2 separate regions of the Homo sapiens genome follow, and region 1 is linked to region 2. The links are chromatin loops, found by intact Hi-C in ENCODE. Cell type or tissue: CD14-positive monocyte. All regions are shown on one strand. Each heading gives the region's core, and the rest is flanking DNA. Links, peaks and the distances in the headings are about the cores only.

The links. A loop is a pair of places that touch in the nucleus more often than their neighbours do. Peaks named below come from ENCODE experiments on the same cell type or tissue, not always from the same donor. Only the 100,000 strongest peaks of a DNase experiment are listed, where the experiment ranks them.
Region 1: it touches region 2 in a loop (2.7-fold over the local background); 1 of 110 quality-filtered maps calls a loop at or near these places.

The regions. Positions count from the first base shown.
Region 1 is chr15:65,472,483-65,477,482 of GRCh38, reverse strand. DPP8 (dipeptidyl peptidase 8) reads left to right here. Exons shown (of 20, transcript NM_130434.5): 12 at 3,195-3,274. Among named protein-coding and RNA genes, the nearest start is that of DPP8, 43 kb to the left of the region's middle. In CD14-positive monocyte, for the core only: no CTCF peak of the experiment used is centred there; no DNase peak of the experiment used is centred there.
Region 2 is chr15:65,659,071-65,667,578 of GRCh38, reverse strand. DENND4A (DENN domain containing 4A) reads left to right here. Exons shown (of 33, transcript NM_001320835.1): 29 at 1-130; 30 at 2,117-2,234; 31 at 2,857-3,019; 32 at 3,185-3,249; 33 at 5,592-8,456. The coding sequence ends at 5,728. It also overlaps a transcript of SLC24A1 not described here. Among named protein-coding and RNA genes, the nearest start is that of SNORD13E, 34 kb to the left of the region's middle. In CD14-positive monocyte, for the core only: no CTCF peak of the experiment used is centred there; a DNase peak (open chromatin) is centred at 6,448; H3K27ac peaks cover 420 bases.

The DNA.
Region 1 (5,000 bases), core at 1-5,000, 190 kb after region 2:
CCACTTTTAAGGGTATAGTTTAGTGACATTGAGTATGTTTTTATATATATATACATTTTTTAAATTAATTAATTCATTTATTTTTTTGAGACGGAGTCTCGCTCTTGTCACCCAGGCTGGAATGCAGTGGTGCTATCTCGGCTCACTGCAACCTCCGCCTCCCGGGTTCAAGCAATTCTCCTACCTCAGCCTCCTGAGTAGCTGGAATTATAGGCATGCACCACCATACCCAGCTAATTTTTGTATTTTGGCCGGGCTGGTCTCGAACTCCTGACCTCATGTGATTCACCAGCCTTGGCCTCCCAAAATGCTGGGATTACAAGCGTGAGCCATCTCACCCGGCTGATTATGTTCATGTTGTTGTGCAATCATCACCACCATCTGTCTCCAGAATTTTTTTCATCTTCCAAAACTGAAACTATCCATTAAATAGTCACTTTCTATTACCCCCTTCCCCCAATCTCTGGCAGCCACTTTGTCTCTGTGAATGTAACTACTCTAGATGTCTTATTTAGTGGAGTCATACAGTTTTTGTCCTTTTTTGACTGGCTTGTTTACGTAGCATAATGTCCTCAAGTTTCATCCATTTTGTAGTGCATGTCAGGATTCCTTTCCTTTTTAGGGCTGAGTAAGGTTTCGTTGTATGTATATACCACATTTTGTTTATCTGTTCATCTGTTGATGGGCACTGGGATTGGTTCCACCTTTTGGCTATTGTGAATAATGCTGCTGTGGACGTGGGTGTACAAGTATCTGTTCCTGTCCCTGCTTTCAATTCTTTTGGGTATGTACTCAAAAGTGGAATTTCTGGATCATATGGTAATTCTATTTTCAGTTTTTTGAGGGGCTACCATACTGTTTTCCATAGGAGCTACACCATTGGAACACCAACGGTAGTGGCTACTGCTACCCCATTTTACATTCCCACTAACAGTGCACAGGGTTTTAATTTGTCTACGTTCGGATGATAGTTGTTATATTCTGCTTTTTTAATAATAGCCCTCTTAGTCTTTCTTGCTCCAAGTCATCCTCCTTTACCTTCATATCTACTTCATTTCCTTCTCCCTCCTCTTTGCTTTCTTAAGAGCTGTAATGTAAAACAGTTAGTATTTGTTATCTATATGTTAACATATAATTTTATGTTTTAAAAAAATTAAATTTTATTTTAATTTCTGTCTATAGTATTTAAAGTACTAAATTGATTTTTTAATTTTTTTGTGCTCTTCGAGTTTAAAATATTTTTTTAAACTTACGTGGAACCCTAGGAAAGACACTAATACAGCCTCACCACCTAGGCCTGTCATCAGCTGTCACTCCCCACAGCAATAGATATAAGCAGTGAGGAAAAGAGAAATGATTTTCACTTTTTAAGCTGTTCCTTAGGCCGCTGAGAGAGCCTCATCAAGACAGAAGCTCATAAAAACAAATGGGTGCTGGGTGAGGTGGCCCACGCCTGTAATCCCAACACTTTGGGAGGCTGAGGCAGGCAGATTGTTTGAGTCCAGGAGTTGAGACTAGCCTAGGCAACATGGCAAAACCCCATCTCTACAAAAAAGACAAAAAAAAATTAACCAAGTGTGGTGGCATGAGCCTGTAGTCCCAGCTACTTGGGAGGCTGAGGTGGGAGGATCACCTGAGTCTGGGGAGGTAAAGGCTGCAGTGAGCTGTGATGGTGCCGCTGCACTGTAGCCTGGGCGACAGAGCAGAACAGGAAAAAAACAAAAACAAAACAAATGGGGCATGTTGACATTTGCTATGGTAAACACTTACCTGGGTTATTTTTTGGCAAATGAAGAACAATTGTATTAAACATTTTCTTTTGTGAGTTTTAAAGTAGTTTGTTGCATTTCTAGAAGAAATGCCTTGTTGAAATAGCTGATATGGCTACCTCAGAAGTGCCAGGGAGTCAAGCCAGTCCTAATTCAGTGCCTGGGGATGGATTGCACCGGGCTGGTTTTAATGCCTTTATGGCAGGTCATGTGATGGCCTATGTGGGAGTGAGACAGGGACCCCAGCCCTGCAGCTCTGGACCCTGGCTCCCTGAATGCCATAATAAGGTATATTTGAGTGGCAAAGCTGTACCCCTCACAGTGGCCAAGAGCCAGTTCTCCTGTTCCTCCAAAGCCCACACTCAGAAGATAAAGCTGGCTCGGGGCAGCAGCTGACCCAACTTCCACCTACCACTGGGGTGGAATAGAGGTATTTGGGTCTCTCTAGCCTCTCTCTGTAAATGTCATACTCTCAACTAACTACTGAGTTTAGGGGAGGGGGAGTATCCTGGCAGAAATATCACTGCATTGCCCTGGACTTCCTCCTTTACCCCAGTGTCAGAGGTAGAAGGGTACAAGTAAGAAGGCTGACCAACACCTTTAACACTGACTTTATTTATTTTTAAATCTGAAAATGTCTTGGGAAAGTTTTACAAAAAGAAAAAGAGAAATCAACAGAAACAAGTTATGAAAAAAAAACAACGAAAAGAAATGCTTTGTCAATCCATTAGACTTCTTTGTCTAACCAAAGGTTCAAGAATGCAGGTGCTTTTGAGTTTTCCTCTGGCTTTGCCAAAAAATCTCTTTTGCTGTTTTTGCATTACCTAAATAGATCATTCCATTATTATTCCAGAGTATTGTAAAGACTCATAACTTGGATTTTTTTTAACTGTAGACTTTTTTTATTGAAGTGAAATTCATAAAACGTTAAGTTAACCATTTAAAAATAAACAATTCAGGCCCATGCCTGTAATCCCAGCACTTTGAGAGGCCAAGGCCAGGGGGCTTTAGGCCAGCAGTTCAAGACCAGCGTGGGCAATATAGTGAGACCTCATTGCTACCAAAATAATAATTTGCTGGGTTTAGTGGTGTCTAGTTCTAGCTACTCAGGAGGCTGAGGTGGGAGGAAAGCTTGAGCCTAAGTGGTCAAGGCTGCAGTGAGCTGTGATCATGCCGCTGCACTCCAGCCTCAGCAACAGAGCGAGACTGTCTACAAAAAAATGAAAAATAAAAATAAACAAACAATGCAGTGGCATTTAGTACATTCACAATGCTGTGCAACCATCATCTCTGTCTAGTTCCAAAACATTTTTATTACCCCAAACATAACTTTTTGGAAAAAAGAGCTTAGAGTACTGTTCTTAATTGTTTCATTTGCTTATAGTCTGGTATAATGTACTGAATTATAATTATATTTATCTTCAGGTGATTTCAAGTGTCCTATCAAAGAGGAGATAGCAATTACCAGTGGTGAATGGGAAGTTCTTGGCCGGCATGGATCTAATGTATGTTATTTTATTCTACTGATATGTTTGGTCAGTATTACTGTGTGAATGCAGTGCTAAAAATGAGTAATGTAATTTAATATGACCCCGGTATTTTTTTTTCCGAGACAGAGTCTTGCTCTGTCGCCTAGGGCTGGAGTGCAATGGGGTGATCTCGGCTCACTACAACTTCCACCTCCCGGGTTCAAGCAGTTCTCCTGCCTCTGCCTCCCAAGTAGCTGGGATTACAGGCATGTGCCACCACGCCCGGCTAATTTTTTTGTATCTTTAGTAGACACGGGGTTTCACCATGTTGGCCAGGCTGGTCTCAAACTCCTGACCTTGTGATTCGCCCTCCTCAGCCTCCCAAAGTGTTGGGATTACAGGCGTGAGCCACTGCGCCCAGCCGACCCCAGTATTTTTAAAATATTAAGTTACGGCCTAAAATTACTCAAGTTGTTGGAAAGAAATAATCTTAGTTTAAATGATAAATCTCATTTATTTTATAGCCCTTTTATAGATGTGTTCTGATTACCAAAGGTTATTTTCTTTTCTTTTTTGTGAGACAATGTCTTGCTCTGTCACCCTGGCTGTAGTGCAGGGCACAGTCATGGCTCACTGCAGTCTCAACCTCCCAGGCTCAGACGATCCTCCCACTTCAGCCTCTGGAGTAGCTGGGACTACAGGTGTACGCCACCACGACAAGCTAATTTTTAAATTTTTGGTAGAGACAGGGTCTCATATATATTGTCTGGGCTGGTCTCAAACCTAAACACCTACTACACCTAACTATCTACTACTTGCCCCTACATTTATCAGTTTTCTTTCATGTCATGTTTACTTGTGATAGGTTAGTCTGTCTGTCTTCTCTATTTTCCCTCTATTCTTCTTTTTTTTTTTTTTTGGAGATGGAGTCTCACTCTGTCGCCCAGGTTGGAGTGCAGTGGCATGATCTTGGCTTACTGAAACTTCCACCTCCTGGGTTCAAGCAATTCTCCTGCTTCAGCCTCCCGAGTAGCTGGGATTACAGGCACACACCACCATGCCCGGCTAATTTTTGTATTTTTAGGAGAGAGGGTTTCGTCATGTTGGCCATGCTGGTCTTGAATTCCTAGGCTTGAAGGATCCTCCCACCTTGCCACCTCCCAGGTGTGAGCCACTGCGTCCTGCTCACCATTTGCTTTTCTTTTTTGAGACAGGGTCTGACTTTGTCGCCTAGGCTGGATTGCAGTGGCACAATCTTGGCTCACTACAACCTCTGCCTCCTGGGCTCAAGCCTTCCTCCCACCTCAGCCTCCCAGGTAGCTGAGACTACAGGCACACACCACCACACCCAGCTAATTTTTGTATTTTTTGTAGACGGGATTCCGCCATGTTGCCCAGGCTGGTCTCAAACTCCTGAGCTAAAGCAATCCACCTGTCTCGGCCTCCTGAAGTGCTGAGGTTACAGGTGTGAACCACCACGCCTGGCCAAGCCCACCATTTTAAAATGTATTATTGCTCCTTGATGAGAAAGGGGCATATTCATAGTTTTAGAGCCTAGCAAAAGTTGTAAGTTAGCATATGGTTTGAAAAGTAACTTAAAAATCTATTATAGACTACTTGTGTCTACATTATAAATTGCGTTTACTGGCTGGGCACAGTGGCTCACATCTGTAATCCAGCCCTTTGGGAGATGAAGGCTGGAGAATCGCTTGAGGCCAAGAGTTCAGTAACAGTTTGGGCAACATATAAGACCCTGTCTCTG
Region 2 (8,508 bases), core at 3,509-8,508:
AGTAGCAGACTTTGTGGACCATCATCCAATTGTTTTTTGGAACCTGGTATGGTATTTCAGACGTCTTGACTTGCCCAGTAACTTACCTGGATTGATTCTTTCTTCTGAGCACTGTAACAAGTATTCAAAGGTATGAGACTAAAAATTAAAAGGCAATGAATGCTTCTGTTACCATTGTAATGTTTGCATATTCCTAATGATTAAAAAGTAAGGTCTGTTTTTATGCTAAATTTATTTTATTTTATTTTTTGAGACGTAGTCTCACTCTTTCGCCAGGCTGGAGTGCAGTGGCACTATCTCGGCTCACTGCAGCCTCCAGCTACAGGGTTCAAGCAATTCTCCTGCCTCAGCCTCCCAAGTAGCTGGGATTGCAGGCACACACCACCACGCTCAGCTAATTTTTGTATTTTTAGTAGAGACGGGGTTTCACCATGTTGGCCAGGATGGTCTTGATTTCTTGACCTTATGATCCACCTGCCTCAGCCTCCCAAAGTGTTGGGATTACAGGCGTGAGCCACCGTGCCCAGCCTATGCTAAATATTTTTAATAGCCCTCTGGGTCATTAGATAAATAGAATTGTTTTAGTTGTATTTACAAATAATATTTTCTTCTTACAGGCTAGCAATAAGAGTCTTTTTTTTTTGCCTTCTCCTAAAATTTACATTAAACGTACTTGAATTTTTGCTATTGCTTCAAGAATAAACTGGAAATGACTCTTAGGAAGCAGATTTGTGAGTTAGGCCCACTTACATCTTGTACTTCTTTCAAAACAAGCCTAATTTTTTTTTTTTTTTTTTTTTGACACAAGGTCTCGCCCTGTCACCCAGACTGGAGTGCAGTGGTGTGGTCATGGCTCACTGTGACCTCTAACCCCTGGGCTCAAGTGACCCTCCTGTCTCAGCCTCCCAAAGTGCTGGGGTTATAGGCAGGAGCCACTGTGTCCAGCCCAAGCCTAACACTTTTTAAGGATATCTATACAGCAGTCCCTCCTTATTCATGGTTTTCCTTTCTGAGGTTTCAGTTACCCATGGTAACTGTGGTCTCAAAATATTAAGTGGAAACTTCCAGAAAGAAACACTTCATAAGTTTTAAATTGCATGCTGTTCTGAGTAGCATGATGAAATTTCGTGCTGTCCCATCTGGGATGTGAATCATCCCTTTGTTCGGTGTATCCACGCTGTGTATGCCACCTGCTTGTTAATCATTGAGTAGCCATCTCTGTTATCAGACCCACTGTGATGGTATCACAGTGCTTGTGTTCATGTAACTCCTGTTTTACTTAATGGCACAAAGCAGTGATGCTGGCATATTGTTTTAATTGTTCTATTTTATTATTAGTTATTGTTAATTTCTTTTTGTGCCTCATTTATAAATTAAATATCACAAGTATGTATGTATAGGAAAATACAGTATATATAGGGTTCGGTACTATCTGCAGTTATAGGTATCCATTGGAGGTCTTGGAATATAGCTGCTGAGGATAAAGGGGGACTATTGAAATTCATATTGCAATCATGTGCTACCACTCTCGTCATTCCTTTACCCTGGATTTTTGTTTAACATTTAGGCCATTTGTTTGTTATATGTTCATTTGTATTTTCGGTATGTTGTTTTATAAAAGTGTCTTTACTTTTTCATATACTGCCACTGCCACTAAATGGTGGTCTCTAAGTTCAGGAACCTTGCCTTCTCTCTTCTTGTGCTGCATGCCTATGATTGTGCATGTGCTTCGGATTTTCAGTACATCATACATGAGTGACAAAGATGTGAACTCAGCGTTATCTGGGCCAGGGTGTTGGATGATATAGGATGGGACTCCTGGATTTATCTTTCTGTGACTTTCAATCATGAGCAAGAGGAGCAAGATGAGTTCTTCTTGGTACCCTTTCTCACGGATCTCAAGTACTTTGTTATATCTGATCTTTAGAGATCATTAGCTTTTCCACACAGCCCATCTTCCTGTAGTAGATATCAAATGTAGATAAATCAGTCTTTTTCTGTTCTCTTTTCTGTCTCGCACATATACATCCTAAAAAATATTTATAAGAATTTTATAAAATACTTATGAAAAATTATCATGTAAGGATCATTAATGAATGTTTATTGTATAACACAGATTCCCCGCCACTGTATGTCTGAAGATAGCAAATATGTTTTAATACAAATGTTATGGGACAATATGAAGTTACATCAGGATCCGGGACAGCCCTTGTACATTCTCTGGAATGCACACAGTAAGTGCCATCATAGAATGCTGACTTTGTTCATATGAGAGTAATCTCTACTAGCTTTAAATAGCATAAACCAATGTATAACTGACTTTTATTTTACTGTACTACTTTTTGTCTTACAGGTCAAAGTCGTACTCTTTTGTTTGAGAGTGAGTGTTTGATTTTTTTAGTGCTACCTTCTATGGAGGTCTAAGGGTTTTTTTTTGTTTTTTGTTTTTTGTTTTGGTTTGGTTTTTTGAGGGGTGCTGTGTATGTGCTGGAGGGGTTGGTTGTGTTTTGCAGAATTCAGCTTTCAGCACATTGCTCATCCCAATTTCTTCTTTTTACTTATTTTTTATTTGTTTCCATCCCAGGCTGCTGATTTAGAATTTTCATCAGAGGCTGTATTAAGGGAAACAATATTCTTAGTTATTGTCTATTTAAGACCACAGAAAGCTTTAGACCTTTTTTTGTCATTATTTGTCTTATTTTTTGCTTTCTTCATTCTTGGATTCCTATTTCTTTATCTATTGCCCTTAATTTATTTTTAGTGCTTTGTAACTTAATATCTGTCAGTTGCTGCTTAATTTCTTTCTCCTTTCTACACAGAACATTTTCCTTCATCTGTTCTTTTGTTCGTTTACAGCCCAAAAATATCCAATGGTCCATTTATTGCAAAAAAGTGATAACTCATTTAACCAGGAACTGTTGAAAAGTATGGTAAAAAGCATTAAAATGAATGATGTCTATGGACCAATGAGTCAGATTTTAGAGACACTGAATAAGTGTCCACATTTTAAAAGACAGAGGTAAGTCCTTCTCTTAGACGAATATATTGTTCTCCTAGGCAGATTCATATTGTTTGCTTAGTAATTTGTTAGAATATCTCATGCTTATGATAGCATTAAATTTTTTATAGGGAACATATGGACTATATGGATACTAATATTTTCTCCATGACTTTTTCTCCCTAGGAGTTTATACAGAGAAATACTATTTCTCTCACTTGTGGCACTGGGAAGAGAAAACATTGATATAGGTAATTTAGCTTTATATCTAATATGTAATATTTATATATCATGGAATAGTTTTCAAAGTATTTTTATATTAGTAGTTATACTTTATTAGTAATATTAAATCTGTAATTATATAAAGGTAGATTAGTTGTTGCTAAGGACCAAGAGGTGGGGTGAATAGGGAGTGACTGCTAACTGGTATAAGGTTTCTTTTTGGTGAGATGAAAATGTTCTGGAATTAGGCAGTGGTGATAGTTGTACAATCTTGTGAATATACCAAAAAAACACTAAATTGTACACTTTAAGTTAGTGAATTGTATGGTATATGGATTATATTTCAATTTTTAAAAGTTAATCTGACAAGAAAAGGACTAGTCAGGAAAAATTATTTAATTGAAAGGAGCCGGGTGCGGTAGCTCATGTCTGTAATCCCAGCACTTTGGGAGGCCAAGGTGGGTGGATCGCTTGAGGCCAGGAGTTTGAGACCAGCCTGGGCAACATGGTGAAACCCCATTTCTACCAAAAAAAAAAAAAAGTTAGCCAGATGTGGTGGCACATGGCTGTAGTCCCAGCTACTTGGGAGGCTGAGGTGAAAGTATCATGTGAGCCTGGGCAGTCGAGGCTGCAGTGAGCCATGACGGTGCAGCTGCATGCCAGCTTGGGCTGTAGAGCAAGACCTTATCTGATAAAAAAAGAATCAACAGAAGGTGATTCTTTTCTAGAAGCTACTGTAATTACATCAGGGTAATGCTACCAGGGGCAGAGCTGGAAAAATCAATGGTACAGAATAGGGAGTCTAGAAATAAACATAAATATCTATGGGAATATAATATATAATAAAATCAGCCAGGTGCAGTGGTTCACGCCTGTAATCCCAACACTGTAGGAGGCCAAGGCGGGCAGATCATCTGAGGTCAGGAGTTCGAGGCAAGCCTGGCCAATATGGTGAAACCCCATCTCTACTAAAAATACAAAATTAGCCAGGCGTGGTGGCGCATGCCTGTAGTCCCAGCTACTCAGGCGCCTGAGGCAGGAGAATCACTTGAACCCAGGAGGCGGAGGCAGCAGTGAGCCGAGATTGTGCCACTGCACTCCAGCCTGCGCAACAAGAGTGAAACTCCGTCTAACCAAAAAAAAAAATAAAAAAAAAAAAATATATATATATATATATATATACACACACACACATATATATAAAAAATAAAATGTTAGGAAAGGTAGACTATTAAATGGCATTGGGATAGTCATTCTAGCCACTTGAGAAAGATGCCAGAACTTAACCAAAATCATGAATAGTGTTATTTGAGCTAGGCCTTTTAACTATGGTGAAACAGAGGATACCAAAAAGGATTATTCAGATCCTTGTTACCATCCCTTTATTCCCTACCTAATACAAGCCCAGACTGTAGTCAGATATTACTCTAGCCCTCTGCCAAAGGTGGGATTTCCTTGAATGTCTAAAAAATTCCGGACCTCCAAGCTAGAGAAGCTCACTTGCTCATGCACTTGACTCAACTCCAACAAGCCTTCATGGGTACCACTGTGGTACTGTTTCAGAGAGGAAAGATGTTCTTAGGTCCGTCACCTCCCCAAAGCAGAAAAATAGGATCTTAGTGACATTGTTATAATTCATACCCCATTTGGCTCTCTGAGGGGCAAATTTTTATCCAGTATGTGTTTAAAATAAGCAATAAGTTAGCATGATTTCTAGACTGAGAGAAACTTTTAGCAGAAGCTTGTAAACCTCTGTTGTCCCTTTTTGTCACATGTGGACTATCTTCTGGGGAAAAGGCACACAGACCTTGGTATAACGTCCTTAAAAATAAAAGTAACAGTCTGTTAGCTCCATCTGTTGCCATGTGGAAAAGGGAAAAAAAAATCATTACATGGTGATTTCAGATATTTGGATTATTTTCCCAGAGGTAGCCCATAATATAGGAAGTTAGGACACACAAACCAAAAAAAATTTCTGTTGAAGCAAAATTTAAATTTAAAAAATGAAACCATAAAAGGACTAGTGTAAAGAAAATATGGGCAAAAAAACTTTTTGTCAATCCTGGTGGGAAAAGGCTATTATTTATTTTTACTGTTTTTATTGAGTATGCAAAGCAAAGTACCAAAAAAGTGTGTGTGGTATTTGGTGGTTTTTAACATCTGTACCTGGTAAAATTAAAAATTGGCATTTTCAAACCTTTAAGTTTCACTGGTCTGTGCAATCCAGCTGTGGTCCTTTGGATAAAGAAATGTCCTAGCAATTCCTTCTTGGCCTCTAATGTTGTGTTTCTGTAGTATTATAGAAACTTGATAGTTTTCAACATCAGACCTAAATTTCTTTATTCTTTTATTTCTTTATCAATTTCTGCAGATGCTTTTGATAAAGAGTACAAGATGGCATACGATCGTCTCACACCTAGTCAAGTCAAGAGTACACACAACTGTGATAGACCACCAAGTACAGGGGTGATGGAATGTCGAAAAACCTTTGGAGAACCTTATCTTTAAGATGTATTTGTATGTGTAAACATTCAATGTATATTGTATAGTCAGTGTATAAAATAACACTTTTAGACTCTAAATATTTTTTCTTCAATTTTTGAAAATACAATTTGTAAATGGTTCAAAAGACTCAGACAGCTTATGTACAGAATGTTTGAAGAAGAGAATAGTGACAAGTGGGGAGAAAGCCACTTTGTTTCTCATTTCTTTTTTCTTCTTCTTTAACTCCCCTGTAATAGGAAATAAAGTATTTTTGTGATGAGGAAATCCCTAAACAAAATTAGTTGCCATAAAATATGACAACTGCTTTATGGTTTCTTTTGGAAGAGACAGATTGAAAAATCATGAATGGAATCTAAACAGAAATGTCAGATGAACGTATTTCCTGTTTTCATAGACTATTCAAATGTTTTGACCATGAAGTTGTATTATACATATTTTAAATTGTTTATAGTAAGTTGATATTTTTTTAATTTTTAAATTTAATATAGCAAACTTAAAATGAATTTAAACTTAAGCAAGCAAGCGTGTATTTTCCTTGTCTGCTGCTATTTGAAGTAATTAGTACAGCTGCAGATCTCTCTGTGTATATCTATCTATATATATATTTTTTATTACTTGGGAGAATGAATTTTAAAATGTCAGTGCTAGTGTCAAGTGTTGTCCTAGGATTGCATGTTAGTACCCCTAAGCCTGAGTGTGGGGAGTGAGTTATGCAAGGGTAGCGTGCACTGCCCAGACTGACTCATGGAGCCTTGTGCAAGGAGAGCCAGAGAGGTTCACTATACCATGACTCCAAAATTGTCTCTATTGCTAATAGATACGTATAGTATACAGGGAAAACAGCTTATAAATCCAAATATCAATTTAAATTTTAATATTCTACATGAAAACTTACATTGGGAAATATGCAGACAAGTGATTATATTCCAAATTTTACCCTTATTTTAATATCTAAAATATTGGGTATGATGCAAATTATACTATAGAATATTTATCTGAAATATGACTTACTGGGGTATTCTGTTAATACTATATATAAATATTCAGAATTTTTTTCAAAAGTAGAAAAATTCCCCTCTAAAAGTACAGCCAGATAGATTTTCATCCATATTGAGGAACTTAGCTTTTTCAACAAGCTTCAGAATCTGAAGTCTGTAGAATCTAAAATACAGAAATATCCAGAAATCAGACAATAAATTGAAAGTTTAGACATCATGAGTATTAAATAGCTTTAAAAATATATTTTTAGTCATATTATTTCTAATGTAACTTTCTTTGGGTAATTTCTGGTAAGGAAAAACATCTTTTGGCTGCTAGAATTAGTTATAGATTTTCAATATGTGTGTGTGTTTGCACACATTATCATTAGTGAAGGAATTCCCTAGCCAGCTTTAAAGAAGGAAAAAATGGATAGTCCCAAATTAGGTGTATAAAGCCAGTAGAGTCCACGACACTTGGACTGGAGGTATCTTGGAGTCCTGAGACTTAGAATCAGTTCAGCTGCAGAAAACCCACCTTTTGAGTTCACACCATTAGTGAATAGCACCATGCTGAAACATTTCACAGCTTCCAACTCTGGGAAATAATGGAGAGAGTTTAAAAATGTAAAACTTCAGTTAGTTTGGGGCTGAACTTGCTTACTTGAAAAATCTGGTGCTAGGCACATATATCTGCCTCTCCTTTGTAAATACCACTCCAATATTATTCTTTACTATTCAGATCCAAGCTTCATGTTCTACTTGTTCTTCATGTTCTTTAAATCATTTGAAAGTTGTCAACTGAGAGAAACATTTCAGAGGGGGGAGGCTTTTGGCACTGGTGATAAACATCCCTCCAAGAGAACCGTCTGGGGTTCTCTTCTATTTGTGGTTGGTGGTTTTTATTCTTTTAAAAACAGCTTTCATTGTTGTTTACTTTTTGTGTAATACAAACAAAATGTAGGAATCATAGTTTATTGATTTCAAATGGCTGACAAAGAATGAGTAAAACCATTCTTTATGGTTTTACGATTCAGACTCATTTGGAAAAGCGAATGTAATTTTTACCTCCTCTTTCCACCCCAAGTTTTGTTTCTGCTTTTGGAGAGGGTTGTATTTCCCCTACTTTTAATCCCTAGGGAATATTATTGCACAGATTTAGTCTTAAAACCTAAAACACAAATACAAAGTGGTAAACCTGTTCAAAAGAAAATTAAAATGTGAATCATTCTTGAGCTGGGCGTGGTTGCTCATGGAGGCCTGTAATCCCAGCACTTTGGGAGGCTGAAGCAGGGAGGATTGCTTGAGTCCAGGAGTTCAAAACCAGCCTGAGCAACATAGAGAGACCCTGTCTCTACAAAAAAATTTTTTAAATTTGCTCGGTATGGTGGCTCATGCTTGGTAATCCCAGCTACTCGGGAGGCTGAAGCAGGAGGATCACTTTGAGCCTGGGGGTTTGGGGCTGCAATGAGCTGTGATCATGCCATTGCACTCTAGCCTGGATTACAGAGCAAGACCCTGTCTCAAAAAAAAAAAAAAAAAAAAAAAAAAAAACCAGAAAATATCAATCATTTAAAATAACTCTATACAAACTTTTCTTCAATTTTCTGTTAACCATACATTTTGGAGAATAATGGCCAATCATGTTGGAGAGAAATGCCCTTTTGCTACAGCATCTGTCTTTTATTTTCTTACTCTTAGTTTTGTTTATATGTTTAAATGGTTGACAATAAACCATGTCCTGTGCTGATGTAGCTTGTTTACTACGTCCTACCATTATGTTCTAAATGGCACAGATTTGTATTC